2 separate regions of the Homo sapiens genome follow, and region 1 is linked to region 2. A link is a loop called in an ENCODE intact Hi-C map of the cell type or tissue named here. Cell type or tissue: PC-9. All regions are shown on one strand. Each heading gives the region's core, and the rest is flanking DNA. Links, peaks and the distances in the headings are about the cores only. Region 1 holds the start of CNIH3 (cornichon family AMPA receptor auxiliary protein 3). Region 2 has its middle 81 kb from the start of WDR26.

Region 1 (15,546 bases), core at 7,398-9,897, 100 kb after region 2:
CTGAATCTACATTTTTCATTTGAAAGGAGAGGTGGGGAAAGAGTCAATTATGCATTCCTCTGGTCCTCAGTTGGAATCTGCATTTTTACATAAGATAAAATAATCACAGAGTCTAGGAAGCAATCAGATATGCATTTGTCTCAGGTGAGTGAAGGGATGACTTTTAGGTCTCTTCATGGTCCCTTACCTGTAAAAGTAAGTGGTTAATTTGCATTGTCAGGGTGAAATTCAACAGAACTGCTTTAGGGTAAAAGTCTCGGGGCCTACAAGGAGTTTCCTCCTGAGCAAAAGGTGAGGGAGGTAAGTAGCTATCTATTCAGGAAGAAAATGGGAAGTTGGTGTGTGTGACCCAGTTCCCAGCTTGCCCTTCATCCTTTGTGTGACCCAGTTCCCACTGAGCCCTTCAGCTTAGTGAGTTTCTGGGCCTGAGATTTTATTTTCCTTTTACAGCACTCAAAATTTTTAAAAAGTTATTGTGCAATAAATTACATGCAAGAAAAGGGTTAACATGTCCTGGTGTTAGCAGTTAGGGAACGTATCCAAGTCAGGCGGCACCAAAGTATGGGTCTGCAGCAACCTCAATTCTTGCCTCTTCAGAAGAAATAATTCAACCAAGGGGCATAAGGCAGAAGGAGATACTGAGGCAGGCTTCAGAGCAGGAGAGAACGTTTATTAAAAAGCTTTAGAGCAGAAACAAAAGGAAATAAAGTACATTTGAAAGAGGGCCAAGCTAACGACTTGAGCCAGTCAAGGGCACAGTTTGACCTTTGACTTGGGATTTTATATGAGGGCATATTTCTTGGGAGTTGCATCCCTTCTCCCCTTGTAGCAGGACTAGCCACAGACAAAACCTCTCAGACACCAAGTTAAAGAAGGAAGGGCTTTATTCGGCCGGGAGTGTTGGCAAGACTCATGTCTCAAAAACCGAGCTCCCCAAGTGAGCAATTCCTGTCCCTTTTAAGGGCTTACAACTCTAAGGGGGTCCACGTGAGAGGGTCGTAATCGATTGAGCAAGCAGGGGGTGCGTGACTGGGGGATGCATGCACTGGTAATCAGAACGGAACAGAACAGGACAGGGATTTTTACAATGCTCTTCCATACAATATCTGGAATCTATAGATAACATAACTGGTTAGGTCAGGGGTCGATCTTTAACCAGGCCCAGGGCACGGCGCCGGGCTGTCTGCCTGAGAATTTCATTTCTGCCTTTTAGTTTTTACTTCTTCTTTCTTTGGAGGCAGAAATTGGGCATAAGACAATATGAGGGGTGGTCTCCTCCCTTACCCTGATGCTTCCCTTGGGGTGGGCTGTCCACATGCACAGTGGCCTGCCAGCAGTTGGGAGGGGCCACATGCACAGTGTGTTTACTGAAGTTGTACACGTGCTCACTTGAGGAATTCTTCCTTTACCCAGTGTTCATATACCCTTTAAACTCTGCCATTTTGCCTCTTAGTGCACATGTTTGAGCCCACTCGCCCAACTCCTGAAATCTTATTGGGAAGCTGCTGATTACCAGTTTCAGGTGTTTCTATCTGTTGGGAGACTGCCTCTCTCTGGCACGGGGCCACAACCAATTATTATTTTAGAGAGACAGTTAACAATCACCTGACCATGACCTGATGGTTGCCTGGCATGCCTGTTGTTGGAGGGAGGTCCTCTCCTGCCCTGCTCATCTCTGCCTGCCTAGCTACTGTAACACTGAGGGGTGAGAAAATCTTTAGATCCTGGTTTGAACAAACCAGCTGTAAAACACAATTTTGAAACAACTCAAAGCACAAAAATGCTAACAGTTGCTGAATCCAGATAGGTAGATGAATGTTCACTAAACTCTCTATTCTTCTACATCTTTTAAAATTTTATAATAAACACTCAAAGAACCCCAATTCTCAGGACATTCTAAACATCCAAACCCCACCAAGAGAGAAACAGTATTAGGGGTGGTTGCTTAGCCAGGGCAGAGTATCTTTGTGGTGGGGACTGGAGGGAGTGTTTGGATGGGGGTGTTGAGAGGTGGGAGTGAGAACTTGGTGAGCTGGATTTAAGCTGGAGGATGGGGAAAGCTTTCTGGGATTTCAACAGGGCTTGGCTGGGAAGCAAGAGAGTAACTTGATATATCATACCAGTTATTTATGGCACTGAAAAGTTTACAGAGTTCATTTATGGGGGAAAATACTGTTTAGGAGATACTCTCGAATTTTGTGTTAAATGAAACATATGGTCAGATTTTCCTGTGGGCAGAACAGGATGAGTGATGGGGCAAGAGGAGGCTCACAGCCCACTTAACTGAGCTTCCCATGAATCCAAAGGCATTCCCCTTTACGCTTTGACCATTTCTCTGATGGATGCTTGAGGGTAGGGTGGAGACAGGAATGTAAGGGGAGAGCAGATAGGAGATAAGGTTGGAAAAAGCTTCATGATAAACCAAGTCTTCAGTTGTGTGGGTACACTTTACAGACAGTCCCCGACTTATGACTGTTCATCTTAAGATTTTTCAACTTCACAATAGTGCCAAAGCGATACACATTCAATAGATATTACATTTCAAGTACCCATAAAACCATTCTGTTTTTTCACTTTTGGTACAGCATTTAATAAATGACATGAGATATTCAATACTTTATTATAAAATAGGCTTTGTGTTAGATGATTTTGCCCAACTGTAGGCTAATGTAAGTATTCTAAGCACATTTAAGGTAGGTTAGGCTAAGTTATAATGTGTGATAGGTTCGATGTATTAAATGCATTTTGATGTACACTATTTTCAATTTACAAAGGGTTTATTGGGATGTAACCCTATCATAAGGAGCATCTGTGATATGGTTTGGTTCTGTGTTCCCACCCAGATCTCATCTTGAATTGTAATTTCCATGTGTCGAGGGAGGAATCTGGTAGGAGATGACTGGATCACGGGGGTGGTTTCCCCCTGCTATTCTCCTGATAGTGAGTTCTCACAAGATCTGATGGTTTAAAAGTGTTTGGCAATTCCCTTTCACTCTCTCTCTCTTTCTCTCTCCTGCTGCCATGTAAGATGTGCCTTGCTTCCCCGTTGCCTTCTGCTGTGATTGTAAGTTTCCTGAGGCCTCCCCAGCCATGCTGAACTGTGAGTCAATGAAACCTCTTTCCTTTATAAATTACCCAGTCTCAGGTAGTATCTTTATAGCAGTGTGAAAACAGACTAATGCAAACTGTATTTGCCTTCACCTTCAATAAACAGAGGTATTGCTATATATTAGAAGAAGGCAGAAAACCAAAACTAATTTATGTATAACAACTCAGGAGGAGCAGGAATCGGTTAAGAATAGGTCAGGAAAACATGGAACATTCAGACTTACTTACAAGCAGAGAAAAAGTGTGATGTAATTTGCCTTAGGTTGCCACTTTGTCAGTGAACTTTCCCTGATCATACTAACCCCAAAGCACTGTCTCTCTTATACACCAAGTTGTCAGCACAACTTGGGGCACCTGGAAATTGTATTAGGCTGCTGGTAATAGAAAACCTGACTAGAGCAGTATAGCAAAAACGTGAACTGGCTGTTCAAAGGCTGCTCAAACCCCCCTTCCTTTGCCTTTCTATTTCATAAAGCCTGAAATGAAAAAACACTCACCTTCTCAGATTCACTTGCAACTAGGTAGTGGCGGCCAAATGTTAGAGTTCTGGCCAATGAGATGTAGCAGATCTCTGGAGAGGGCTTCTTTTACTCTTCCCCAAAAGTTATGCCTTCAGACTGGGAGAACAAAATCCACATACTGAGGCTAGCAAGTCAGGAGGGCAAAAGAGCTTGGGACATTAATCGTGTCTTGGAGCTGCTACACTAGCCATAAACTGATTATCTCAATTTCCTGTCATACCAGGATCCCTACTCCCATTAAACCATGGCATCAGTTAAGAATTGTGTTCACCCATAAGTAACAGAATGCCTTACTTCTATGGGTTAAAACAAATGAGAAGTTTTATTGTCTCTTTCAATAAGAAGTCAGGGAATAGGAAGTTAAGGCCTGGTAGAGTGGCTTGATCATGTTGTCAGTGGTCCCTGCTCTCTGTATCTTCTTAGCTTTTCCCTTCTTAATGCGTTGATTTCCTCCTTATGGTCACAAGATGGCTGCTGTACCTCCAGGCATCAGGTCTGCATTTCAGGCAAAAAGAAATATTATCTAAAGAGTTCAAACTGTGTCATATGGCCTCTCCTGGCTGCATGGTGGGTGGGGAAAAAAATCAAGTAATTGGCTTTTCAATGTCTACAGTAGAGAAAACAATGTAGGTTGGTCACTCCACTCAACATCCATTCCCAATCACCATCTCCCTTGCCTTCCTCTACTGTGTCACTAGTACTTTTTGATTTTTTTAAACACTGCCTTGTGAAGGAATTACCGCCTCACCAATTAGACTAGAAACCTTGTGGATCCCTGACAGCGCCCAGAACTATGGACACTAAAATATTTTGAAATAACGAGCAGTAACTGCCTGGGGTTCTTATTTTCTGAAGTTTTGCAGTAACCTTTGCCGAGATATTGTTCTGTAACTAATAAAACAAGGCAAAGCAGGACCAGGTAAATGGCAAGAAAAACAGTGGCTGGATGGAGACTTGAAAGTCACAGTGGTAGGATAATGGATTCCATTTTTAAATTTGAAATTTTATTTTGATGTAGAGACTCTTGGTTCTGGTGATGCTGTGCTAGTGAATTCAGACCGGTTCTCCCACTGAGCACAACTTATAAAGCTGAATGAAATACAGTAACATCTTCTTGAAAGCATCAAAGACCTAATAAGAGAGTACGGAATTACTGGGGTCAAAAGCTGAGAGTGATTCAGAATCTAGAGGGGTTGGTTTAGCTCTTGGGGCCAGTTTTTTTTTCTAGGGGCATTTCTTAATCTTGAGGAGGTGGCTGAGGTATGCTTTTAGGGGCATTTCTTAATCTTGAGGAGGAGACTGAGCTATGCCTTTAGTACTCTGTGGCGCTAGGGGCAAAAGTCAGAGTCCAAGGACCATCAAGGGTTGGGACTTGATAAGCCCTGTGTTTTGACTTGGGATCCAGAAGGACAGCTCCATGTGAGTAAGGCTGAACCAGAAATAAAGCAGCCCTCACACAGACCACAGTTATCTTGGTCATCCTGGAAAATCTCAAATGCTGAATTTGGATTAAGGTAATCCTGGAGCACTAGGTTCCCCTAGATACCTGGCAAAAGAAGTTGAAAATCCTCCCTGGAGAAAGATAACATAATTTTAGGCCTCAAATGACTGTAAGAAAACTTTTCAAAACAAGTTTGGCACAGTAAAAATCTACTAGATGGATAAGAAGCGAGGACTCCGTAAACAAGAACCAGCAGAAACAAAAGATCAGAGAGGTCCCAAAGGGACTCAGAATTTTGGTGTCACGAAATTTTATACAGTACAATTACTACAATGAAAAGAAATGATCTATATAAAATAAAAAGCAAAAAAACAGCTAGAAAGAAATACACCAGGATTGTGTTGGTGGTATCTGAGAGCAGCAAACTGTGGTGTTTATCTTTTTCATTTTTATATTTTCCAAATTATTTTATATTTTTGAGACAGGCTCTCGCTTTGTCACCCGAGGTGGGGTGCAGTGGCATGATCACAGCTCACTGTGCCTTGACCTCTTGGGCTCAAGCAATCCTCTGGCCTCAGCCTCCTGAGTAGCTGAGACTACAGGTGTGCACCACCATGCCTGGCTAATTTTATTTTCATTTTTGTAGAGACCGGGTCTTAATTATGTTGCCCAAGATGATCGCGAACTCCTGACCTCAAGTGATCCACCCGCCTCAGCCTCCCAAAGTGCTGAGATTACAGGCATGAGCCACAGTGCCTGACCTCCAAATTTTCTTTAATGACAATTTATACTGGAAGAAATACTTCTGTAAAAGAGAAAGCAACATAGGGTATAACCCAGAGCAGGGCTAGATTTGTAGGCATTCAACTTCTACAGCTGTCCAGGGTCTTGTGCTCAGAAGGGCCTCATGCTTGGCTTAATGTTCTGCTGTTGCTGTCTTGAAATTATTAATTTTTAATCAAGAAGCTTGATATAGTTTGGGTTATTTGTCCCTGCCCAAATCTCATGTTGAAATGTCATCCCCAGTGTTGGAGGTGGGGCCTGGTGGGAGGTGTCTGGGTCATGGGGGTGGATCCCTCATGGCTTGGTGCTGTCCTCGCAATAAAGAGAGTGTTCTCACAAGATCTGGTTATTTACACGTGTGTGGCACTTCTCCACAACACTCTCTTGCTCTTGCTTTTGCCATGTGACATGCCTGCTCCTGCTTCACCTTCTACCATGAATAAAAGCAACCCTGAGGCCTCCCCCGAAGCCGAGCAAATGCTGGTGCCGTGCTTGTACAGCCTGCAGAACGGTGAGCCAATTGAACCTGTTTTCTTTATAAAGTACCCAGCCTCAGGTTTTTGTTTTTTTTTTTTGAGACAGGGTCTGGCTCTATTGCCTAGGCTGGAGTGCAGTGGTATGAACACAGCTCACTGCACCCTTGACCTCCTGGGCTCAAGCAACACTCTCACCTTAGCCCTGCAAGAAGCTGGGACTACAGGTGCATGCCACCACACCCGGCTAATTTTTGTATTTTTTGTAGAGATGGGGTTTCTGCCATGTTGTCCAGGCTGGTCTCAAATACCTAAGCTCAGGTGATCTGCCCACCTCGACCTCCCCAAGTACTGGGATTACAGGCATAAACCACCATGCCTGGCCAGGTATTTCTTTATAGCAATGCAAGAACGGCCTAATACAAAGTCCCACATTTTCATTTTGCACTTGGCCCTCCAAAGTATGTAGCCGGTCCTGACCCAGAGGCAATAAAATGTAGATCGGTTCATTGCTCTGGTCATCAGCCTCTGGATTTGCTCTAATTTCTCCACTTCTCACTGAAAGGCATCTAGTTTCTAAACTGGAGGGAGATATGAGGCCAGGCACTGTGGTGCACACCTATAATCCCAGCGCTTTGGGAGGCCAAGGCTGGAAGACTGCTTGAGGCCAGGAGTTTGGGACCAGCCTGGCCATATATTGAGACCTATGTCTGCAAACAAAACAAAACAAAAATTATCTGGGTGTGGTGGTGCATGCCTGTAGTCCTAGCAAGGAGTTTGAGGCTACAGTGAGCTATGATAGCACCACTGCACTCCAGCCTGGGCAACACAGCAAGACTGTCTTCAAAAAAATAAAATAAAATAAATTGAAGGGCCTGGAGCGGTGGCTCACGCCTGTAATCCCAGCACTTTGGGAGGCCGAGGTGGGTAGATCACGAGGTCAAGAGATCGAGACCATCTTGGCCAACATGGTGAAACCCCGTCTTTACTAAAAATACAAAGATTAGCTGGGCGTGGTGGTGCGTGCCTGTAGTCCCAGCTACTCGGGAGGCTAAGGCAGGAGAATCGCTTGAACCAGGGAGGTGGAGGTTGCAGAGATCACGCCACTGCACTCCAGCCTGGCGACAAAGTGAGACTCCGTCAAATAAATAAATAAATAAATAAATAAATAAATAAATAAATAAGTAAAAGATGTGGCCAAATAGCTGCAGGAATGTTGGGGCATAGTAGAAAGAGCCCAGGATTAGGAGTCCGCAGACAGGATTCCAGTTCTGTCACTAGAAAGCTGTATCTCTATCTTGCTGGAATTCATCCCTTCCAGCTCTCAAGGCATTGGAATCACATCTGTGAACAGGAAAACTAGCACACCAGAGTCAGAATCAAGCAATAGTTATTTATCTAGTTCCCACCCTGTGCAAGGTACCAGGTGCTCTAAGATTCACTCCAATCCATGAAGTGCGTCTACTCTTTCACCGAGATTTGCCAGTCGTCTTTCAGGGTATTTTTCCTTGCTTTCTGGATTTGATGACTTGTCTGAAACTGAAGTTCTCTCTGGAATGACTGGACCTCTTTCACTGCAGCGTCAGGAATCTCTTGCAAAGCAAGCATGGTGAACTTCCAAGATGCTGGGCCACTGGGGGAAAGGGTGCAATTAATAATCCCTACCACTTATTGAACGTATACCAAGTGCTAGGTTTTTTACTTATGTTCCCTTTTAATCCTTTGAAATGGCTTGACTCTACTCTTATTTATGTTTTTCTGATAAGGAAACTAAGGATTAAAGAGGTTAGGTAACTTGCAGCTAGAAAACGGTCTACCTTCAAAAGCATCCTCTTGACAATTCCACTAGGACCAACACCAATACCACCGAGCCCTCGTTGCTGCCTCTTCAGCGCAGAATAGCCCACCAAGTCCACGTTTCCCTAGTCCCAAGGTCGGATGGCTGGGGAGGGTAGAGGATGCAACGGAAGGACGTTAATGGAGAATTTTGCAGGGTCTGGGAGCAGAGCAGTAAACGCAGCCCTAAGCACTGAGTATGCTACAGTTTGGTAAAATCCATCCAAGCAGCTTTGGGATCCAAGGCTTGCACTGTATCCCCAACCAACACTAGGCAACGCCCCAAGTCCCCACACTTCCCACTCCGATAGGCGAAACTGCAAGAACCGGGAGGGGCGGCTGCGGCGTTTAGGCGCGAGGCACACACCATACCCTTCCGCAGCTTCCCACCTCCTCCAGACGCACGTGTTTAAAGAGTCCCTGCTCCAACCGGTCCCGCCCCACCTCCGCTCGGCCTCCAGCCCTGCTTGTACTGCTGGCTTCAAGTTTCCTCCGAGAGGCGGGCGTGCACAGCTGCAGTGGCGGCGGCAGCGGCCACCAAGCGCCCGGCGGCGCTTCGCCACCCACCTTTCCTCAGCCCCCGGCGCTGCAGTCTCCGCCCGCCGGGGAGGGCGCGCTCAGCGGAACAGGAGTCGAGGGTGGGGCGCCGAGAGGAGGGAATCCCGGGTCGCACCGCTACAGTTCTCGCAGTGGCAAAGGCGGCGGCGGCGGCGGCGGCAGCGGCAGCAGCAGGTGGAGCGAGCTACAGCGTTTGGCCTGAAACCCACTGCTGCAGCCACCCGGGCTGGAGTTGGCCCGTTGGGTGGAGCCAGTGCTCGCCCCGGTCCGACCCCCGGTTTCCGGGACACTTGGGTTGCGGAGGCCGGCTGGCCGGAGTCACGGTTGGGGACGGGCGCGCCTCGGAGCGCACGGCTGCGCTGGAAGCCGCGTCTGGGGCGCAGGACCAACGGGACCTACCTCCTCCCGGCTACCTAAAGACTCCTTCTCTCGGGAAAGAGCGCTGCCCGGCTCTGGGATTTGGGAGGAGCTCGGAGGCCGCTCGGGCACCTCGCTGGACACTATCCGTTTGCGCCCCGGTGGCGCGGGAGGGTCCGGAGCGGAGCGCTCGTCTCTCCTCAGCGGTTTAGTGGAGAAAAGCAGAGAGCTCTTCCTGGGGCGAATGGGACCTCCTCCCTCGGTCCTCCGTGGAGTCGTCGCATCGCTTGTCGTGTTGGTCTCGAGGGGCTCACAGCTTGGCACTAATTTGCAGGTGTTCGCTGCTGATTTGGTTTCTTCTTCGATTTGCGGACGGTTCCCTCCAGCGACTCTCGACACACGTTTTCCTGTCTTCGCCGGAGGGCCGGGTCTGGGGTCGCCGGAGCCTGCGGGAATCCAGCGCTTATTCGCTGACCCTCGAGTCGCTTCGCTAGCTGTGCGCCCTCCTGGGCACTAGCCTGGAGAGGAGCGTGCAGACGCGGCTCCTTGGAGGGAGTGCGGTCCTCTAGGGAGGCATCGGGCTCCTAGGGGCTTCTTGGCGTGTGTGGTGGGATTGGGGTCCGCCGGCCATGGCCTTCACTTTCGCTGCGTTCTGCTACATGCTGTCTCTGGTGCTGTGCGCTGCGCTCATCTTCTTCGCCATCTGGCACGTGAGTAACACGCTTTGGTCTCTCTTCTTTCGCCCCAATTTCGCTAAATTTCCCCGATTTCACCCCACTTTTTCCACCTTGCGGGCGTGGGCGAACCGGAAGGTTGGACCTTCTGCCGCTCCACTGTCCCGGGGCAGGAGGCAGTTCGCTGCATCCCGCCGGGCGCGCCTTCGGTGCCCTGGCTGGAGGCGAGGGGCCGCTGGTGCCCAGGTAGGACACCCTCTGCAGGGCCCGACTGGGCGTCCCGGGTCCCGGGCGCCGGGGAGTGGCGGCTACAACCACAACTAACCCCTTCCTCTCCCGCCCCGTCCTCTCCTGCCGGCGGGAGGCGAAGGAGAAGCGCCGCCGTCGGTCCCGGCAATTAGTCAAGTAGCTATAATAACTAAACATTTAAAATGTCAGCATCTGTGGTGGGTTGCATTTAGATATAATTGGAGACAAAGTGGAAACACGACGGGAGCGCCTTGTAAGAGGTAGGGAGAAGCCGAGCCCACGGAGAGGAAGGAGACCAGGCGATGGGGGTCGAAGTGGAAGGCGGTGGGGGAAAGGCGAGAAGGAGAAGAGCAAGGAGGCGAGGGAGACTGGGAAGGGCAGGCATCATTAAGGCCATGGAGGAAAGTCACGAAGAGAGACCGTGGAGAGCGACGACGGTGTCCTCCATCTGCCCTCTTGGCGTCTGAAGTCCGACTCCTGAAGACCCCCTGCAGGTGGCGAACCTCCGCTAGGCCCCCAGCGTCCCCAGCCCACACAAGCTTCCTGTCACCCTTCCCGGGGCTACGCCAGGTGGAGGGCAGCCGTGGATCCCAGTTCTTTAGGTGTGGGTGGGAATAGAGGAGCGCAAGCTTCTGAATAGGGGAAGAGAAGTACTGAGAGAGCGCGCAGGAGTGCGTACGCCGGTCCTCTCAAAGACTGTGCAACATTTAGCGAGTGCATGCAACTCTCAAGGCTTCCTTCTCTGAGGTTGTTTAAGCCCCCTATCCTCACCCTCAGAGGGCTGGTGGGAAGAATGGCCAAGGCCAAATGTTTAGAAGGAGCACCCCAGTGCATAATTTCCCACCTTTAACAGCCTTGCCCTGCCCAGCGTCTAGGTGACAGAGAAGGACCCTGAGACGAATTCTTGGAGGCATGGTTCTGGTGAGCATCACAGACTCTCATACAGTGGGGATGACCCAAAATGAAGACGTGGAGAAAATTGCAGGGTGGGTGAGATGCCCTTGTTTTCTATAAGTGGTTTGCAGAGTGAGAGTTTGTCTTAAAATAGAACTAAGCAGCTAGAGCAGCTCCTGCTACAGGGCTCTGACAGAGAGGAGAGGGGAAACTCGGGGAGGAAGGTGGCTTCCGATCATGTAACCTTAGGAAAGACCCTTGCTGGCTTCCTTCCACATCTCTAAAGTGAGAAAATTGACCTGGATAGTCGCTAAGCTTTCCCCCATTTCTCAGATTGTGTAAATCCGTGCATCAGTAGACTTAGGAATCTGGGGGTGACAGGGAATCCAAACATAGATATTTGGGGGATGATTAAAACAATTCCGCTATTTAGAAGTAATGGGATTTTAAACCCTCCCTTCTCTGCTCTGCAAGGCTGGGTCTAATCTATAGTAGAAAATTGAGGCTTGAAGTTGTTGACAGTTCTTAAGGGAAAAGGAAACTTACCTGATTTAGAATAGAAAGGAATACAGATTAGATCATGCCCAAGCAGTGCAGCAAACCTCTGCTAATGTGCTTTAAAGGAACTTTCTCAGCTTCTTTGGATATGGGGAGTTACTTGGATTCTAGAAGGCCAACTACTCCCTTTTCTTCTGCAATACTTCATTTGCTGTTTTCTGTTTTTGCCTTGGCCAGAGGGTGTCAGGTACCAGAGAGCTCCCTCAAACTCGAGTCTGGCTTGGAGTTCTCTGAATTGGTCCCTGAAGCAGAGCAAGTAACCAGAAAGAATCATTTTCTCTCATTCAGGGAAAGATGATTAATAATTCAAGAACAGCTTCATTGAGTGGTTTGTGCAGCTGGTTGACATTTGAATGAAAATCAGGTGTTCCCTCATCCAGCACTGGCTCTATCCTCCAGCTTCTCAATGCTCACCCCCTTATCGAGGGGTGGCTGAAATGCAGTCAAATTCCAACTCAGGTTTTATCCAGATTCCTCGTGGAAGTGGCAAGATTCTTGTTTCTAATAATGAAAAGAATTTGTGCGTTTTGATTTCAAATTACGGTAATAATTTCATAGTCTCAGTCCCTCCTTTCCTAGTCTTTTCCTTCTCTATCCCTTTCCCTCTCTCCAAATCAAACAACCCAAACCCCATCACACTGATTTGGTTCCTGAACATTGAACTGGGAAACCAGAGACACCCTGATTTCAGGGCACGGTTTGTATGTCTGGGTGTTAGTTACATGGTAGTAATTATTTCAACCAAAATTGAGGAGACTTGGTTTTATGTTAGACTGTTTGCCTTCTTTCCAGCTTCTTATATTACTTATGTACTTCTTGATCGGACAAGGCATATTGATTGTGTGATATATATCAGTACCCCAAAAAATGAATTGGGCGCTTAACAACATATAGCGGTTAAAATGCCTGCCATGCTGCCATGCCTAGGCTGTAAGATATGAAGATGGCGTGCTTTTCTTATTGAATTGTACGTACCTACTTAGGGGTAATGATGGTAGCTACTATGTATTGGGTGTCTGCTGTAGGACAAGTTTTAAGTACTTTACAGAGGATCTCTCAGTCCAATCGTTTTCCTCCCCTTTTTTCCCACTGGATGTCTGGGAGCAAGGATGGATGTGGCCAGCCTTTCTTTCAAGTCTTGTTTTTTACTTTGAAAATTTATCTGCATTTGTTTTCAGTTGAAAATATTTCAAGTTACCCATTTATTTTATATCAGCTACTATCTCTGAGTACATTTATCACATTTGGAAGAAGCAGAAGAAAACTAGGTTTTTTCTGTGGCTTTGCATACCCTCAGGCACCTGGCCTCTTACTGCCCAGGCAGCCCTTTAGTCCTCATAACGGACATTTCGCAGATGAGGAAACTGGATCAGAGAGATTACAAGGTTGCCTAAGGTTGCACAGCTGATATGTATTGGAGCTGGTATGCATGGACTTGAGCTAGGTCTGTGAGACTCTTAAGCCTAAGCCCTTTCTCTAACTGTAGTCACTATTTTTGGATTCATAACTTAGATAATAATTTATATCCAAAGGATTACCTTTCTCTGTATAAATGAAATTTTAGAGTTGGAATTTCTGATTGGGGTTACAATAGCAACAGCAACCAGACTCAAGACATGCTATATATCCTTTTTTAAAAGAGGAAAATTCTATTTATTTAAATTAGACTTCTGCTTATAAAATGATACAGGTTCCTTGTCCAAAATTTTGAAAATACAATGATTTGTAATTAAATAAAATCATCAGTAATCTTATCCAGAAAAGATTATCTCTTGTGTATTTTAAAAAATTGCATATGGCCGGGCTCAGTGGCTCATGCTCGTAATCCCAGCACTTTGGGAGGTTGAGGCAGGAGGATCACTTGAGCCTAGGAGTTTGAGACCAGCCTAGGCAACATAGTGAGACCCCATTTCTAAGAAAAAAAAATTGCATGTGGACGTTTAGAAGGAAAAAAAAGCGTTCTAAAGGGTTTTTGATGTGAAGTGATATGTATTTCCAGCCAGTATAAAATGAATGGTGTTTACTCACAAGAGCCTTCTCTGCTCCGGCTCGGTTAAGCCTGTTTGCAGTGTGTCTCATTTATATAAACACAGATGAAGCTATTCTTTGAAAAGATCAAAGATTCAGTACTGAATTTCAGGTCTTTAGCTTTTGAAGTTTTTATATTTGGAGTCACTATGAGTTTTGACAATTTACAAATAAAATTAATTCCCAATAAAATTCCCTAGAAAGATCTGATGCACCATCTCACCTTGAAATTTCTTTGGATTCACAGCAGCATTTGCTGTTTGAGGGTTTAAATGGCCCTGGACAGGGATGACATACATATGTGCCGAGAGGCAGTTTTGTTAGAGAAGATGTCTTCATGGTGGAGTGTTTTGCCAGTTCCACCTTGTCACAGGCTCAGCCTCTGGAAGTCTAGTAAACATCTCAGTTTCTCACAGTACCCACCTGGAAACAAAAAATGGGTTTATGTGAAATGGTAGGATGCTTGGGGTTGACAATAAATAGCCTGTTTTTTTATGACCCTGCCTTGGCCTACTCAGATGAGGGTACTGCACTCACTGCCAGGTCTTACTTGGTCTCCACTTTCTGTTCTACTTGTGATGCCCCTGTCCGTTCTGGCATCTCACTTTCAGGTGGGATGTCCGCAGCTCCAGCCTGCTCCATCCCCCTTTTATCTCCTCCCTCCGTCACTGTCCATTGCCCCACAGCTGAAGTGGAAGGAAGCTCCATGAGAGCAGGGACGTTTTCTACTTTACCATTGTTTCTCCAGAGCCCAGAACAGTGCCTGACACATAGAGAGTGTTTGGTATAAATACTCATAGGACAAATTCTTGTTTCCTTCTGGCTTGACGCATTTCCAGTTGACATAGTGATATGTTTTGGCTATGTTCACACCCAAATCTCATCTTGAATTGTAGCTCTCATAATCTCCACGTGTTGTGGGAAGGATCTGGTGGGAGGTAATTGAATCGTGGGGGATGGGGTTTTTTTTGTGCTGTTCTCATGATAGTGAATAAGTCTCATGAGATCTGATGGTTTTATAAAGGGCAGTTCTCCTGCACATGCTCTCTTGCTTGCCGCCATGTAAGACATGCCTTTGCTCCTCCTTCACCTTCTGCCATGATCATGAGGCCTCCTCACAGCCATGCTGAACTGTGAGTCCATTAAACTTCTTTTCTTTGTAAATTACCCAGTCTCAGGTATGTCTTTATTAGCAGTGGGAGAACAGACTAACAGTAACTCGTTTCTGATTTGGCTTCTGGCTGCTTCTTAAGGACTACTTTCTGGGTAGTTTGGACAATGTGCATTTTCCCCCATGCCTTGGCACTTTGAAACTTTGGAAGCTAATTATTGCAAAGAAGACTGGCCATTGCCATGGGGTATAGGGCCCTTCTTGATGATAGTGGAGCTGGTTCTCTTTCAGAGGAGCAGATTGGGGAGAAGCACTGGCTATCCCTGGAGAGAACACCTTCTGGAAAATGTAATGTCTGGATTGATGCATGGCACCTTATCATTGTTTGCGTTGCTTGCCGCTTTATCCTTGTTTGCATTGCAATAACTCTCCCTGAAAAAGAAAGCTTACGTCATCATTGTATTTCCACTGCAGTCATGTTAGAGAGGAGAGGAGAGAAGTGTGCAGAATTCACAGGTCACCTAAAACAATCAGGAACCAGCCCCAATCCCAACTGTTTGGTGAGGTTTCAAGGCCTCACTGGGGTTGGATGTTAGAGACACTAAAGTAACTTGTCTTTGACTTTTGAGTTACTGAACAAACATTAAAGGCAGTGAATGTTGTGAGGCTCTTGCCAGGCAATTGGAGCTCTTGCCTATACTGGCCCTGAAGCTGTGCCCAGGCCCTTGCCTCACTCTAGCCCCTCTGGCTACCTGGTGCTTTTCCCTTCTGTATATCCACATGGCTCTGCGCTTTGCCCTCTGGACTTGTTTTCTGCTGTGGACCTCTCTCCCAGTAAGTCTGCAAACAGGTTCCTCTGGGGCCTTATTCTTCAGTAGCTGTGCTATCTGGATGGTGCCTTTGCCACCATCATCTGACTCACTCCTATGGGCCCCTCCACTGGGCACCACTGAGG
Region 2 (15,546 bases), core at 4,577-7,076:
ATGGCACAGGCTCAGATCTGGGAGAGTTGTAAATTCTTCTGGCATTTGAAGGGGCAGGCTTTCCCAGTAAAGACAGAAATATTCGGACTAGCACAGTTGGATTTTATACTGTATTTGTCTGTGTCTTAATTGGAATTCCTAAGATGTGATTTTTAACTTAATGGTCAATGACTTAGGTTGCAGTCTGTAGAATGGGGCCATGGACCATTAGTTATACCCTGTGCAGGAACTCTTTATGATAAAATATTGCTGTAACTTTCTGTTAATCTTACTTCCAGTTCCTTCCTGCTTTATTCCATAAAACATCTTGCCCAGTTTAGTTTCCTAAGCATAGCTCTGATAAAATTACTCTCCTCATGAAACTTCAATGATATCCCATTACTTAGAGTATCAAATATATCTTTAATTCAACATTCTTCAAAATATAGTACAACTCTAACTTCCAGCTTCTCCCACTAATCATATATGGTTTGTCATAATCATATGGATATAAATGTATGTATATATGTATTCCTGTATTCTAGCCAATGAGACTTTGTTTATTAAACACGTGATATATGTGAGGTACAGTATTAGACCCTGGGGGGTTCAAAGATAACTACGATTTTTATTCTAAAGTAGTTTAGGGTTTAGTAGTAGAACTAGGCATTTGAGTAAAAGCTAGAGGTAAAATGTGTTATTAGATACTAAAAGAGAGAAGTTGCCTGTATCGTCTACTCCTGGGCAAACCTCATGGTAAAAAAAAAGCCCTGGCTGGGCATGGTGGCTCACGCTTGTAATCCCAACACTTTGGGAGGCCAAGGTGGGTGGATCACTCGAGGTCAGGAGTTCAAGACCAGCCTGGCCAACATGGTGAAACCCCATCTATACTAAAAATACAAAAATTAGCCTGGTGTGGTGGTACACATCTGTAATCCCAGCTACTCGGGAGGCTGAGACGCAAGAATTGCTTGAACCTGGGAGGTGGAGGTTTGCAGTGAGCTGAGATCATGCCAGTGCACTCCAGCCTGGGTGAGAGAGTGAAACCCTGAAGATAGAAAGACGAAAGGAAAGAAGAAGGGAAAGAAGAAAGGAAAGAAGAAAGGAAAGCCTGGGTGGTGGTTTGTTTACTGGCTGTGAGTCTTCCTCTCAGCTTCTCCTGTCTGTTCTGGCTCCATGCTTTCCTCCAGCTCACACATAATCTACCCTCACCAGAGACCCAGTGCCCAATCCATGCAGCCCCTTCTCCCTGGCCCACCCTCCTTGCCACAGGTCAGGCTCTTGCTGTCCTGTCCTCTGGACTCTTGTCATCTCCCAAGTACCCTGCCTGCCCCAAATAGCTGCCAGAGTGGTTTTTCTGCAAACCTCAATCTGATCATGTTACTCCCCAGGTGAGATCCTCCACAGCTCCCTCTTGGCTACAAGATTAATCCAAACAAAAAGAAGTGTGAGGTGCCAGGCTGGTGACGATGAGACCCATGCTCAGTCTCTGGCACCTCTGTGCCCCCCTCGCCTGAAGTCTGAGTGCATGCTGGGGTGGTGTCCAGGCCTGAGGAGCAATCCTGCAACCTCCTTCCCTCCTCAGAGCTGCAGGCGACAGTGTCAGTGTCTCCCAGGGGCGAGCCCCAGCTGTCCACCTAGAAAAAGGGCCCCAGAAAGTGGTGGTGTCTCCTCCTCAATGCTTTCCAGCCCTCGATGCACGAACCATAGAGGAAGCTCCTTTGGCTGCTGGTTTCTGGGCTTCAGGCCTTCCTTTTCTTAGTCTGCTTCCCGTGGGCTCCTAGCAGTGTGGACCTCGTGGCTCTACCGCTGGCCTGCACTTCTCATCCTGCCTTGTTTAAACTTGATAACTGAACTCTGGACTCCTCCCTCTTGACTCACTGAGGGAAGTCTATGGATGTTCCCCTTGGAACTGCCCCCGTGAGAGGCTCTGTTACTGGGAAGGGGGAGCAGAGGTAGAAGAAGCTGGAGGGGTCAGCGGGAGTCAGTTTGCCCCATTCCCCATGCAAAGGAGCTTAAACTTCATCCTCAGCTGATGGGCAGGCATGGAGTGTCAGTAGGGGCGCCCCGTGGTCAGCGTTGTGTTTTAAAACGATCACTATCAGCAGTCGGGAGCCAGGGAGGCCAGTTGGGAGACTCAGAATTGAGGTGGGTGACAGCAAGAACCAGAAACAAGGCTGGGCACATGGCTTATGGCTGTAATCCCAGCACTTTGGGAAGCTGAGAGCTGAGGCAGGAGGCTTATTTGAGGGCAGGAGTTTGAGGCTGTAGTGAGCCATGATCATGCCACTGCACTCCAGCCTGGGCAACAGAACAGGACCCTGTCTCAAAAAAAAAAAACAAAAAAAAAACAAAAAAAAGAAAGAACTAGAACCATATTAATGTCCTGGCCGGTCAATGCAGTCATTGACCTTGATGCTGTGGGGCTCAGGTAGGCAGGTAAGAGGAAACACAGAGGAGCCGGGTTCCAGGATGGCACAACCAGAGTTTACTGACTGATACTCCAAAGGGGGTTCTGGAGCACATACTCTCTGTCCTGGCTCAGCACACACCAGGCCTCCCTGGCACTGAGGTCTGATGGTAACAGGTTGTCCCCTTCCTCCCTGGCTTTGTCCTCTGGGAGAAGGGGCAAGGGGGAAAGGAGGAGAGTTGTTTCATTCCACCACAGGCCAGCACTGAACACAGCCTGGCTGGAGATGCAAAATGCAAGCCAGAGGATGTGGTTTGGGTTGTCCCTGAAAAAGATCTCTGTTTATGCATTGTAGGATATTTTCAGATGAGGCTTAATGTGAAGAAAGGGAGGCTGACCTCTCTGAAAGGCCTGCTTCTTAAAGGCACAGTGCATTACAGTATATCACGAGAAGAATGGGAGCGGCAGATGCTATAGGTTTCTTCTTTATCAGTGATGCCATCACAGTTGTGGTTAGGCCAGAGGGCTGCTTGTCGTTTCCAAGGCTCTATTCCCAATTCAGTCTGTAACTCATGGTGTGATGTTAGATAAGACACTTCATTTTCCCCAGACCCTATTTAATAATCTGTAAAATACTCCTCTATCTTTTAGGAGGTGACAAGAGGTGGAATTAATTTGTGTTTGTGAAGTGCTTTGAGGTCCCCAGACAAAAGCCACTATGTAAATAGCTGAGTATTCTCCACTTGGATTGAACCTGTGGGTTCATAGTCAGACCCGCATGTGATCACAAAGTGGGTAGACTGGTTTTCATGATTTCATATTCAGATCCTTGGAGGATACTTATTTCCTTTCAGTTTCTTTCCTTCTTTCTTCCTAAATAAAAATATTATTTACTAGGCCAGGTGTGGTGGCTCATGCCTGTAATCCTAGCATGTTGGGAGGCTGAGGTGGGAAGATCATTTGAGGCTGGTTTGCAACCAGACTGGGCAACATAGCGAGACTCCTTGCCTATAAAAAATTAAGAGATTACCTGGGTGTGGTGGCATACACCTGTAGTCCCAGTTATTCAGGAGGCTGAAGTAGGAGGATCCTTTGAGTTTAGGAGGGCGAGGCTGCAGTGAGCTATGATCATGCCACTGCACTCCAACCTGGGTGACAGGACAAACCCTATCTCAAACAAAACAAATTTAAGAAAATTTTTAAAAGTTTGGAGCTGGCCAGGCATGGTGGCTCATGCCTGTAATCCCAGCACTTTGGGAGGCTGAGGCGGGTGGATCACCTGAGGTCAGGAGTTCGAGACCAGCCTGACCAACATGGAGAAACCCCGTCTCTACTAAAAATACAAAATTAGCTGGGCGTGGTGGCGCATGCCTGTAATCCTAGCTACTAGGGAGGCTGAGGCAGGAGAATCGCTTGAACCCTGGAGGTGGAGGTTGCAGTGAGCCGAGATCGTGCCATTGCACTCCAGCCTGGGCAACAAGAGTGAAACACCGTCTCAAAAAAAAAAAAAAGTTTGGAGCTAAGAATGGGCATGGTGGCTCATGCCTGTGATCCTAGCACTTTGAGAGGCCAAGGCAGAGGATCGCTTGAGGTCAGGAATTTGAGACTAGCCTGGGCAAGAAAGTCAGACCCATCTCTACAGAAAATTAAAAAATTAGCGAGGCATGGTGGTGCACGCCTGTAGTTCTAGCTACTTGGGAGGCTGAGGGGGAAATCAGTTGAGCCCAGGTGTTTGAGGTTACAGTGAACTATGATGGTGCCTCTGCACTTCAGCTGAGGCAACAGAGTGAGACCTTGTTTCAAAAACAAAAAAGAAAAAATGGAGCTATACAGAAAATACAGTAATGAATAGCCAGGTACCCATCAACCAAAATGAACAAATGTTGACATTTTTTACATTTAACAATTTTTATTTGCATTTAAAAGTATTTTTATCTAACAACATACCATGAGGTATATGTGGGCTTTAAACCTTGTTTGTTTTTAAAATAAAAGAAAGAACACATTTGTATTTCCTTCATCCCACCCACCCTGCCACCCCTCCAGCCCATTTACCTTCCTCCAGCCCCTGAGGTGGCTATTGTCATGGGTACGTGCCCTCCCTGTTCATGTGTGGGCCCATGTGTGGGTGGGTGTAGTTTATCTTCCCACGTGTATAGGGGAACTAAGCTAAAAATGATGTGAGTGAACACAGAATGGAGTTCAGAGTCAAGCTGACCAGGGTTGGAGACCTGGCTCTCCCGCTTTTGGCCTCTGTCCTTTGGCCTCTTTGAACCTGTTTACCCATCTGCAACGTGGCAATTATTAGCTTACAGCATTGCTGTTAACACTGGAGATAATGGTAAAGTGGCTGGCTTAATAAATGGTAACTGACATTATTAACCATTTCTGTTTTTATCTCTTTTTCTAGATGGAAAGCCCTTTGAGAGCAGAGACCCTGCCCGCAGCCTGTGTCCCTTTGTATAATTTACAATTTGTGCTACCTAGCTTTTTTTTTAAACAGTGGATCTTGCTCTGTCACTCAGGCTGGAGTGCAGTGGTGTGATCACAGCTCACAGCAGCCTAAACCTTCCAGATTCAAGCAATCATCCCACTGAGTAGCTGGGACTATAGGCACATACCACCACACCTGGTTAATTTTTTTTTTTAATTTTTGTAGAGTTGGGGGTGGGGGTGGGGGTGGGAGGGGGGGGGTCTCTCTATGTTGCTCAGGCTGGTCTCGAACTCCTGGACTCAACTGATCCTCCTGCCTCAGCTTCCCAAAGTGCTGGGATTACAGGTGTGAGCCCCTGGGCCTGGCCAGCTTGTTTCTTGAGGAAATGATTGCAATGCCCGAGCCCCACTTCCCAGCCTCAGTTCAGATGCACGTAAGGGCTGTTGCAAAAGCTGTGTTCTCAGTGCACCTGGAGGACACGGGGAACCATTTGGCTGAGGACAGAAGCAGTGATGAGAAGAGGCCCTTCGAATTTTCCCCCGGGTTCTGCTGTTGTCTATTCAAGTTACACATTAATTCAATATAGTGGCATGAAGGAGGAGACACAGAGCTACTTCATGGGATCTGTCTTCTTAACAGTCATGCATTATGCATTGCTGTTGTTTCAGGTGCGTTTTTGCAAGACTGCGCACTCACACGACCATTGAGAGGCTCACTTTGCAGTGGCCCTCCCAGGCCCTCCGTGGTTGGGTGTCCGTCTTTGTCAGAAAAGGGCCAGCAGGGGGCACCAAACCCGCACGTTTCTGCCGGGAGAGGGCGTCTGGGTGAGCGACAGGGCCTGAGGCTCACGTTCCTTCCCTCCCTTTGCTGATATTTGGACATTTCTTTCTACAGTAGTTTTAGACTCCCACAGCGGCAAGGCAGAGAGCTTTCTTTATTAAAGCAACAAACAAACAAACAAACACCCTTCTCCTTCAAACCTCATCTCCAACAGCAGCAGAAACTGTCATCACAAAAAGCCACTTCATTCATCTTCTTTTGATTTGCATTTGTTCATCTTAAATCAGGGGCCAGAGACCAAGAGGTATAAAATGATCTACCTGAACTGAACTGGAACATACTTGTCTAAGTCCTATTGTTTGCTATAAGGGCCTTACGATATTTTAGTTTATACGCATGCAGGTTAAGAATAATCATAGAGTTTCAGACCTGGGCACTAGATAAATATCATCTAGCCAGGGTTTCTGAGTCCACAGTTACACTCCAGCCCCCAGTTTTTGACATCTAAATCTGCACACTAGCTATATTATTTGTTTAGTATTTTAATATCTACTCCTGTAAAACTTACATAAGTTGATTTTAAAAAGACCACCATCATAAATGGAAAATTGCTATTTTTCAAATACATATTAAGATAAAGAATTAACATTAAAATAAGCTGGGCATAATGGCTCACACCTGTAATCCCAGCACTTTGGGAGGCTGAGGTGGGCGGATCACTTGAAGCCAGGAGTTCAAGAACAGCCTGAGCAGTATAGCAAAATCCTGTCTCTACGAAAAATACAAAAATTAACTGGGTGTGGTGGTGCGAGCCTGTAGTCCCAGCCACTTGGGAGGGTGTGGTGGCAGGATCACCTGAGCCCAGGGAGGTTGAGGCTGCAGTGAGCCGTGGTCATGCCACCGCATTCCAGCCTTGGCGAGAGTGAGACCCTGTCTCAAAAAACAAACAACAAAAACAAAACCCCCATTAAAACAGAAGCCCCTTCTCTGCCTCCCATACTACCTTACACTCCTTTATTTTGCCTGTGTGGAGCCTAGGCCAGAGAAGTGACTTGAATTGCCCCACATCTTGGTGAGCTGCAGAGCTGAGATTTAGCTGGGTACCTGTTCCTCTCTGGCACATGGCCATGACTAGGAAGGAACAGTTTTGTTAAACCAGCAGGTCTTACTCTTTGGAATGATCTTTGACAAAGTTTTAGTAGGCAGTGCCCACTTTTAATGTTTTTAGTGTTTTTCCTACTGCTTCTGGAAGGTGAAAGCCAAGAACAGGAGGGTCTGGGCGGGGGTCTAGGCTATTTACAGTGGCATTGATTTGATTACCACTCTTTAGCAGTGAAAAGTGTTGAGTATGCACTCCCAGCAGATGTATGCTTATTTATGTGTACTTTTGTACATGCATGACTGTACCAATATATTATGCTCATTGTAAAGTATACACAAATATTAACTCAAAAAATGGTAAAGAAAAGGAAAGCAGTATTTTAAAATGTCTTGTTAACTGCAATGGTTTCATTACTGTTGTCAGCTAATATCTTGAGCACAATTACACTTAGGGTTAGATTCCTCATTAGCAGCAGCACGCACCAAGCCATGTTTCAAAGACTCTTTTGGTAATTTGAAAACTTTTTGGCTGGCCTGTGAGATCTGATTATATTGTCTTGTTTGCCCTTGAAATATGGCTAACAACTTGTCAGGTCTGCCTCTTTCTTGCTGTTCATCTTGTTTTGCATTATTACTTCAATCCACAGTTTCTTTTTTGAAAAAAGCTTAAGCCTCTTGCCCACTTTGGGGATAGTTAAACATGGGATCCTCTCTGTAGTTCCACTTACCCAGGCTTGTCTATAACAGGCCACATCATGCTGAACAAGAGCCGAGAAGTAGAATCGCCAGTGTCAAGCCGTCCACGTTGTGGGATGCCCACTGTTCCCCCAGGATCACTCAAGACCCTGTGACTTGTGGTCACTGATGAGTGGACCAAGTGAAGGTACGAAGGTCGTTGCTTAGAGTGAATATTAATAAAGCTTAGCTTATTATGTGTTTAATTGTATAAAAATAAATACATGAACATTTTAGTATTTTCTTCTTGTACCCTCTGGATTGTGTTTTATGACCCACAAATGTAGAGAAAAAAATCCATGAACTGCCCAGGCGCGGTGGCTTACCCCTGTAATCCCAGCACTTTGGGAGGCCGAGGTGGGCAGATCATGAGGTCAAGAGATAGAGACCATTCTAGCCAACATGGTGAAACCCTGTCTCTACTAAAAATACAAAAATTAGCTGGGCATGGTGGCACGTGCCTGTAGTCCCAGCTACTTGAGAGGCTGAGGCAGGAGAATCGATCGAACCAGGAGGCGGAGGTTGCAGTGAGCCGAGATTGTGCCACTGCATTCCCGCCTGGCGACAAACCGAGACTCTGTCTCAAAAAAAAAAAAAAAAAAAAAAAAAAAAATCCATGCACTTCGGCTTGGCACATAAAGCCCTTCACAGCTCAACTTACCTTGCTGACTTCCTAGTCAACTCCAGGTGCTACCACTGGGCCACATCTATGGGCTTCCCACGAGACTATGAACCTTAGAGGGCAGGTATGGCATCTTATTCATCCTTGTGTTTTCAAAGCCTAGCTCAATGCTAGAGATGAAAATTTCCTAGATCTCAAAGCAAAAGGGCTGCCATGAAGAGTCATGGGCTTTCTGCCTTTGGGGTTGGGCCTTTGCAAAGCCTCTGCATGCTCCAGGCAGTGGTGCTGGCCCTCCATGTCTCTGTAGGCCTCCCCAGACAGCCTGGCCCCTGCATGGGTCTGCACTGCAAGAGCAGATAAGCCATTCGGCGCCTGCCATGGACAGAACAGCGCTGAACAGATGGGGCAGATTGTAAACTTTGCAGCACGTTTTCTTACCCTCTGCCATCATCGCATCATCCCCGCCAGAAAATCTGTCTCTACGCAGTGCTAAGGACACACTCTTTCCTTGTGAGCCCTTCCTGGCCCCACTCTTGTTTTTTTTTGTTTTTAGGAGCTATAGGTATAAAGCCAGATGGCTTCACCCACTTCCCCAGCTCTGCTTCTGTTTCAGTGACAGGGAAATTAAGAACTGTTTTTAGGGGGTAGGGGAAGATTTCACCTGGATCCTGGAGATGGGGCATCTTGCATACTGTGATGTCCAGGTATGGCTGTTCTGGCTGTGGGATATGGTGTTTTTTGTTTGTTTGTTAGTTTTTTGGCATGTGTGTTTATCTCAGTTTCTTGCATTTTCCCCTATCTCTCTGCTCTCTTGACCTGATGGAGGTTGGCGGCGGTGGTGGGATGACCTCCATACTCCCATGGGGCAGTGCTGAGCACACCTTGGAGCAGGAGCCTGTTCTGCACACCCAATAGTGTGTGCAGAAATGCCAGCTGGGAGCCTATTTAACGGAGCCATTTCATAAATCGGGATGCTGAAACTCTGATTACACACAGCATTTTTGTAGGCTGCGGTGGGGCTGATCTCAACCCCACAGGGTTTACTCACCCGCCTGGAGTGGCGTTTGATGCCTCGCCTTCCAGGATGTTTCTCTCTGAGGGGAAAGATATTCCTTTTTTTGTAGTTTATTATTATTATTATTTCAGTAGTTTTGGGGGAGCAGGTGGTGTTTGGTTACATGGGTAAGTTCTTTAGTGGTGATTTCTGAGATTTTGATGCACCCATCACCTAAACAGTGTACACTGTACCCAGTGTGTAGTCTTTTATCCCTCACCCCCTCCCACCCTTCCCCCTAAATCCACATAGTCTATGATATCATTCTTATGCCTTTGCGTCCTTATAGCTTAACTCCCACCTGTGAGTGAGAACATACGATGTTTGGTTTTCCATTCCTGAGATACTTCACTTAGAATAACAGTCTCGATCCGGGTTGCTGCATTTGCCATTAGGGAAATATATTCTTGTCTTTTTTATTTCTGAGCAAATCTTTGCTGAGGAGAAACACTAGGATGTTATTACTGCCAACCCAGTGGAGGTGTTAATGCTGTGTGCTGGGCCTTGGGAATGATGGGGGTGCCTTGAGGAGGGTAAGGAATGCAGAATAGACCCTTTCATCATAAAGCTTGATAAACCGAGCGATCCTTTAGCAAGCGGCAGGACAGCATGCTTATGGTTCGCTACTGGAATTTGTAGACTGGATAATGGAGTGCTGTTCATTTCTAGTGCTTAGAGGTCTAAGGTTTATGTACCTTAGAGATGAATTCTCTAGATACCCTGGGGAGGCTTTAGCAGCAGAGCCGGCCCTCACCCGAGGTGGCCACAGACTGCAGCGATTCATGAACCTCGTACTTTATGATGCTCTACAGCTTTCTAAGCACTTTCAGATGCATTATTACTTCAATAAACATTAATTGAGTGCAAAATACTGGGGATGCCAGGCAGACTTGGTGCCTGCCTTCAGACCTTGTCTTATTTTTTATTTTTATTTATTTAGTTTTTTTAGAGACAAGGTCTCTGTCACCCAGTTGGAGTGCAGTGGTGCAATCATAGCTCACTGTAGCCTCGGACTCTTGGGTTCCAAGGTATCCTCCTGCTTCAGCCTTCCTGGGACTACAGGCATGCACCAACACACCTGCCTAATTTTTGAAGCCTTTTTTTTTTTTTAGAGACAGGGTCTTGCTATGCTTCCCAAGCTGGTCTTGAACTCTGGCCTCAAGCGATCTCCCACCTTGGCCTCCCAAAGCACTGGGATTACTGGTGTGAGCCATGGCATTGAGGCTTTTTTGTTTGCTTTTCAGCCCATTGAGGTCTCTTCTAGACCCCCTCTTACTCATTCAGTCACTGTGACAACCTTGTGACACATGCAGGGCGGGAGGACTAGCCTCATTTTATGCTGAGGAAGCTGAGATTCAGAGATAGGCAACAACCCGTACAGCTCCAAAGGACAAGAGGAAGAAGGAGAACTAGAAGCCAGCCTTTGGATTTCGAGTTTAGTCCTCCTTTTGCTTCATATGGAGGAATAGTGGTTACAAACAGGTTTTCTTAAGATCCAGGCTTGGTGCAATGGGTTCAATCTCTTAGTGGTACCAATTATGAGCATGTGATCTTGGGAAATTACCTTTTTAGCCTAAGTTTCATCATCCATAAAAGGAATTAATAATAATACCTACCCCACTAGGTTGTTCTGCAGATGAAATGAGGTAAAGTTTGTAAGACTGTTAGCATAGCACTTGGCATATATAAAGCACTTAATAAATGGCAGTTACTACTATGGTTATCGTATTCGTCTGTTCTAATGCTGCTAATAAACACATACCTGAAACTGGGCAATTTATAAATGAAAGAGGTTTAATTGACTCACAGCACCGCATGGCAGGGGAGGCCTCACAGTCATGGCAGAAGGGCCTGAATAGAACAGAAGGCAGAGGAAGGGAAAACTTGCCTCTTTTTCTGCCTGACTGCTTGAGCTGGGGCATCAATCTACTTCTGTCTGTGGACTGAGACTTACACTATTGGCTCCCCTGGTTCTCAGGCCTTCAGACTAGGACGGAACTACACCACCAGCCTTCCTGAGTCTCCAGCTTGCAGACGGCAGATCATGGGACCTCTTAGCCTCTATGATTGCGGGAGTTCTCAAAATTTCTCTTTCTCTGTATGCGTGTATGTGTATGCTTGTGTGTGTGAAAGATACATATCACATACTATATATTTTATGTGTGCGTGTACATATATACATGTTATATATGTAATATATTAAATAATATATATAATATACACATCACATATACATTTTGTGTGTGTACTCTTCATGCAGAAGTGGCAGGAAATATGTATATGTATACTATATATGTACACACATAAAAATATATAATATGTGACATGTATAGTTTATATTATATATATTATTTAATATGTATCTCCTGTTGGTTCTGTTTCTTGGGAGAACTTTGACTAACACGGTAGCTACTAGCCACATGTGGCTATTGAGATGGAAATGAATTAAAATTAAATATAATTAAAATTGATTTTGTCAGTCACAGTAGACCACATTTCAAGTGCTTACTAGCCAATGTGGATAGTGACTACTCTGTTGGACAGTGCAGAATAGAATATTTCCATCACTGTAGAAAGTTCTATTGACTAGTGCTAGTTTAGAGTACCCAGAGGCCAAGGCTCTGTATCCAGTTGAAAAACAGCAAACCTTTCTCCCAGGGTGACTCAACAACAGCTGCATCTTTGCCACATCTCCCCTGGCACCATTTACTATTATTATTTTGTTCTCTGTTGCTCAAGGATTCACCATGGCTTGGAAATGAAGGAAACAATTTCTCTGCTTCTACACTTTGTGAAAGTACATAAAATTTTAGGACACCCTAAATTTATTATGCAGCACAACATCTCTCAAGCCTTACACAGAAAGGCTTGAGCACAACACATTAAGCCTTATATAGAAAGATGTTGAAATTCTGTAAAGCTTTCCTAAGCTTTGTCGATATAAGCGATCCCACACCTCTACACTTAAGAACACTGACTTCCATTCTTTGGAATCTGTGCTTCCCAAGCAGGCTCATCCTCAACATTTGCTCTTGAACAAACTCTCTTTAAAACAGATTCTGACCTTTTTATTATTTTAGGTGGACAACTAGTTCACATAGAGATATGTAAGAGTTAGATTGAACCACATGGAATTGCCTTTTTTGTAGATCAGAAAAAGCATTGAATTGAATATTGTCAGTTTCATAAGGTTCAGGCTAATACAAAGTGAAGTGAGAACAGTGATAGAGGTTCTGGGACAGGAAGTGCATGCATAGCTTGTGTTCCTTTTTCAGTCCCGAATTTGTGTACTGTGAGATGGGGATAATCCAGGTGGTTTCATCTTAAGGAAGGATGGCTGACTGAACTCCTGCTTATTCCTTGCCTGCCACAGCTGCATGAAGAGAGGCTCATGTGTGTTTATGGAGAATAGTTATGGGAGAGTTAGAGTATATACAGCTGTAAGAACCAGAAAGCCTGAAAACCAATGGCTTTATACATACTGCATTCTGAACAAGCATCCTGGAGGTGGTATTTCTGGATCTGGATCAGTAATTCCATGTCGTCAGGGCACTAACTTGGCATCTCTGCTTTTCTCTCCACCTTCCCCCTACAGTCCACAAGATGGCTGCTGTGGCTCCAGGCATCACGTCCACATGCAAATCCATCCAGAGGCAGGAACTGGGAATAGGCTTGGAGGTGGCCAGGACAGCAAGTGGGCTGTCTGTATAAACCTCCCCTCCACTTGGGAAGGAAAATCACCCCCCAAGTCGATTTTCTGTCCATCTTATTGATCAGAGAGCGTTATAAATTCACCCATTAAATAATCTGGACAAGGGGAGCGTGCATGTTGTCCTTGGTTTAGACTGGTTATGATTTATGCCCTGAAATTGGACATATTGCCAAGCAAGCGAAATTGAGATTCCATCAGCCAGGAAGAAGGGGTAAGGATGATGAATATTGGGTAGGCACATGATAGGGGTTGTCACAAGTTTTAAGATGCTTTCAATTAGTAAATAACTGTCAAGATTACCTTTTGTTTTCACCTGCCCAGTCTCCATTGTGCCTCCTTCAGAAACACACACTGGGTTTTCTTTGGGTGTGAAGGGGCCTCTGTGTCCATCATTCCAGTGTGAGCACATGATCTGAGCCCGGTCAGTGAGGTTTAATTTCAGGACTTTGGTTGGAACTCTTGGGAAAGACAAGTTCTCCCTGACCTGGGGTGTTTGAAAAGATAACATGCTAGCCTGGAATTGTTGGGGGCTATTTTACCTGCCTACCTACCTGAATGAATGAATGGTTGACTGAATTAAGCTGACACAAAGGGGTGGTAGAGGGATGAGGAGAGGAGAACAGAGGGATGGTGAGAAACTTGGTCCAAATGAAATTGCTTGAGACCGGTATGCAGCTGTGACAGATGATTCAGTTACATGACATAATAAATCTTTCCCTCATCCCCCACCTTATTTTTTTCTTTTGTATGTAAGTTAGTTTGAGTTGCAAAAGATTACTGACAGGAATGGTACCTAGCAATGGAGTGTTACAAGTAATAGACCCTAAAATGTGGATTGGCAAATTGCAGGTAGAATGGAAGGCAATAAAGTTCTCCTATCCCTGGCTAAGAAGTTGGCAGTCTTTGTTATGCTCCGATAAAGCATATTAAATTGTTGCCTGTTCTCCCTTAGGACTCACAGCATGTGCCATTGGAGATTGGATCATTAAAGTACTTGATAGAACTTGTCAGGCTGTGGAGTGTGTAGGCTACTTCCTGAAGTTCTTAGTGAGTTCCTATGAGAAAAAGACAAGCTTCTATCATCTGAAAGTTAAAAAAAAAGAAAAATGTGTCTTTGATAAAAGAAGTCCTTTCTCTTTTGGTAACTGAGAGCCAGACAACACTGTACTTTGCAGGGTTGGAAAAAATGAGTTCTCTGTTACATGATGAAACTCATTCCAGCAAAGACAGAGACACTGGAAACAGAATAGAAGATACTACTAAAATTGGGAAGGAGCTGGAGTCTGATTTTGACTCCTCCAGGACAGATGACAACCATCCTCGGGGTTATCAAAAGTTGTCACTGCAGAGTGAAAGCCCAAGCCACAGGTGGGAGAAGGTATTGCAGCGTGTCTAACTGGTAAAGTGCTCCTATCTGGAATACACAAACAACTCCAGCAAATAAATCAGTAAATCACAAAAGGACAGTCAGTTCAATAGAATAGTGAGAGGAAGAGATTGACAGGGCATTTCACAACAGATGACAATGAACAGGAAAAGTGCTCAGCCTCACCTGTCATCAGGGACATGCCTGGAAACAGCAAGGAGATCCCACTACACATTCTAGGAGAACAGCTAAAACCTAAAAAAACAACTGATCATATCAGTGTTAATGAATATGTGGAACTGTTGGAACCCTCATCCTCTGCTGGTGGGAGTATAAAGAGGCCCACATACTTTGGAAAACAGTGTGGCATTATCTATTAAAGGCAAATGTATGCATATCTTACTACAAAGCAATTCCACTCCTAGGTCTATGTGTGCGTATGTGTAAGAAAAAACACAAAAAATGTGCTGGCTTGGTGCCATGGCTCAAGCCCTTAAGCCCAGTGTTTTGGGGAACCTGAGGCAGGAGTATTGTTTGAGACCAGGAATTCGAGACCAGCCTGGGCAACATAGGAAGACTCCATCTCTACAAAAAATAAAAAATAAAATTAGATGAGCATGGTACTGTGTACTTGTAGTCCTAGCTACTTGGGAGGCTGAGGCAGAAGGATCGCTTGAGTGCAGGAGTTCAAGGTTATAGTGAGCTATGATTGGGCCACTGCACTCCAGCCTGGGTGACAGAGAGGGACCCTGTCTCAAAAAAAAAAAAAGTTCTTAGCAACATTGTTTATAATAGTCCCAAATTGAGAAAACCTAAATACCCATCAACAGCAGAGTGGGTAAATACGTTGTGGTGTAGTTTTGCAATGAACACTTTGTAAATACACAGAACAAACTATTGCTATGTGCAACAACATGAAATAATCTTGCAGATATAATTTTGAGTGAAAGAAGCTTGATATGATGAAATACCATAGAGTCTCATTTATGTAAGACTCAAGACCAGGCAAAATGAATATATGGTGTTAGAACTCAAGTGAATGGAGACCTTTGAGGACAGGGGAAAGGGTTGGTGATAGGAAGGGGAAAAGAGGGGCTTCTGAGGTCCTGGTTTTGTTCTATTTCTCAACCTGGCGATGGTTACACAGAGGTGCTTACTTTGTGATGATGTGTGTGGGCTGTAAGATGTGTGATCTCTGCACTTCTCTATATGTGTGTTACATGTCAATAAAAATGTTAAAAAGTCTCCTAATCATAGACTATGGAGGAAGAGATGGCTGTGAGAGTACAAATCAGTGATTCATTAAAATAATAATTATCCCTGAGCTGCAGGGCAAGAGGCACATTAGTAGGG

What was found. Peaks named below come from ENCODE experiments on the same cell type or tissue, not always from the same donor. Only the 100,000 strongest peaks of a DNase experiment are listed, where the experiment ranks them.
Region 1: it touches region 2 in a loop (10-fold over the local background); 11 of 110 quality-filtered maps call a loop at or near these places.

The regions. Positions count from the first base shown.
Region 1 is chr1:224,607,469-224,623,014 of GRCh38, forward strand. CNIH3 (cornichon family AMPA receptor auxiliary protein 3) reads left to right here and starts at 8,849. Exons shown (of 6, transcript NM_152495.2): 1 at 8,849-9,787. The coding sequence starts at 9,707. It overlaps CNIH3-AS2 (CNIH3 antisense RNA 2), which reads right to left and starts at 8,759. Exons shown (of 4, transcript NR_183287.1): 1 at 8,730-8,759; 2 at 8,144-8,268; 3 at 7,736-7,959; 4 at 650-4,124. RefSeq lists an enhancer at 1-436 and a silencer at 15,394-15,546. In PC-9, for the core only: no CTCF peak of the experiment used is centred there; a DNase peak (open chromatin) is centred at 8,613; H3K4me3 peaks cover 1,778 bases; H3K27ac peaks cover 806 bases.
Region 2 is chr1:224,508,290-224,523,835 of GRCh38, forward strand. It overlaps a transcript of CNIH3 not described here. Among named protein-coding and RNA genes, the nearest start is that of WDR26, 81 kb to the left of the region's middle. RefSeq lists an enhancer at 765-1,676 and a silencer at 7,324-7,528. In PC-9, for the core only: CTCF peaks have their summits at 5,577 (motif pointing right) and 5,777; a DNase peak (open chromatin) is centred at 5,602.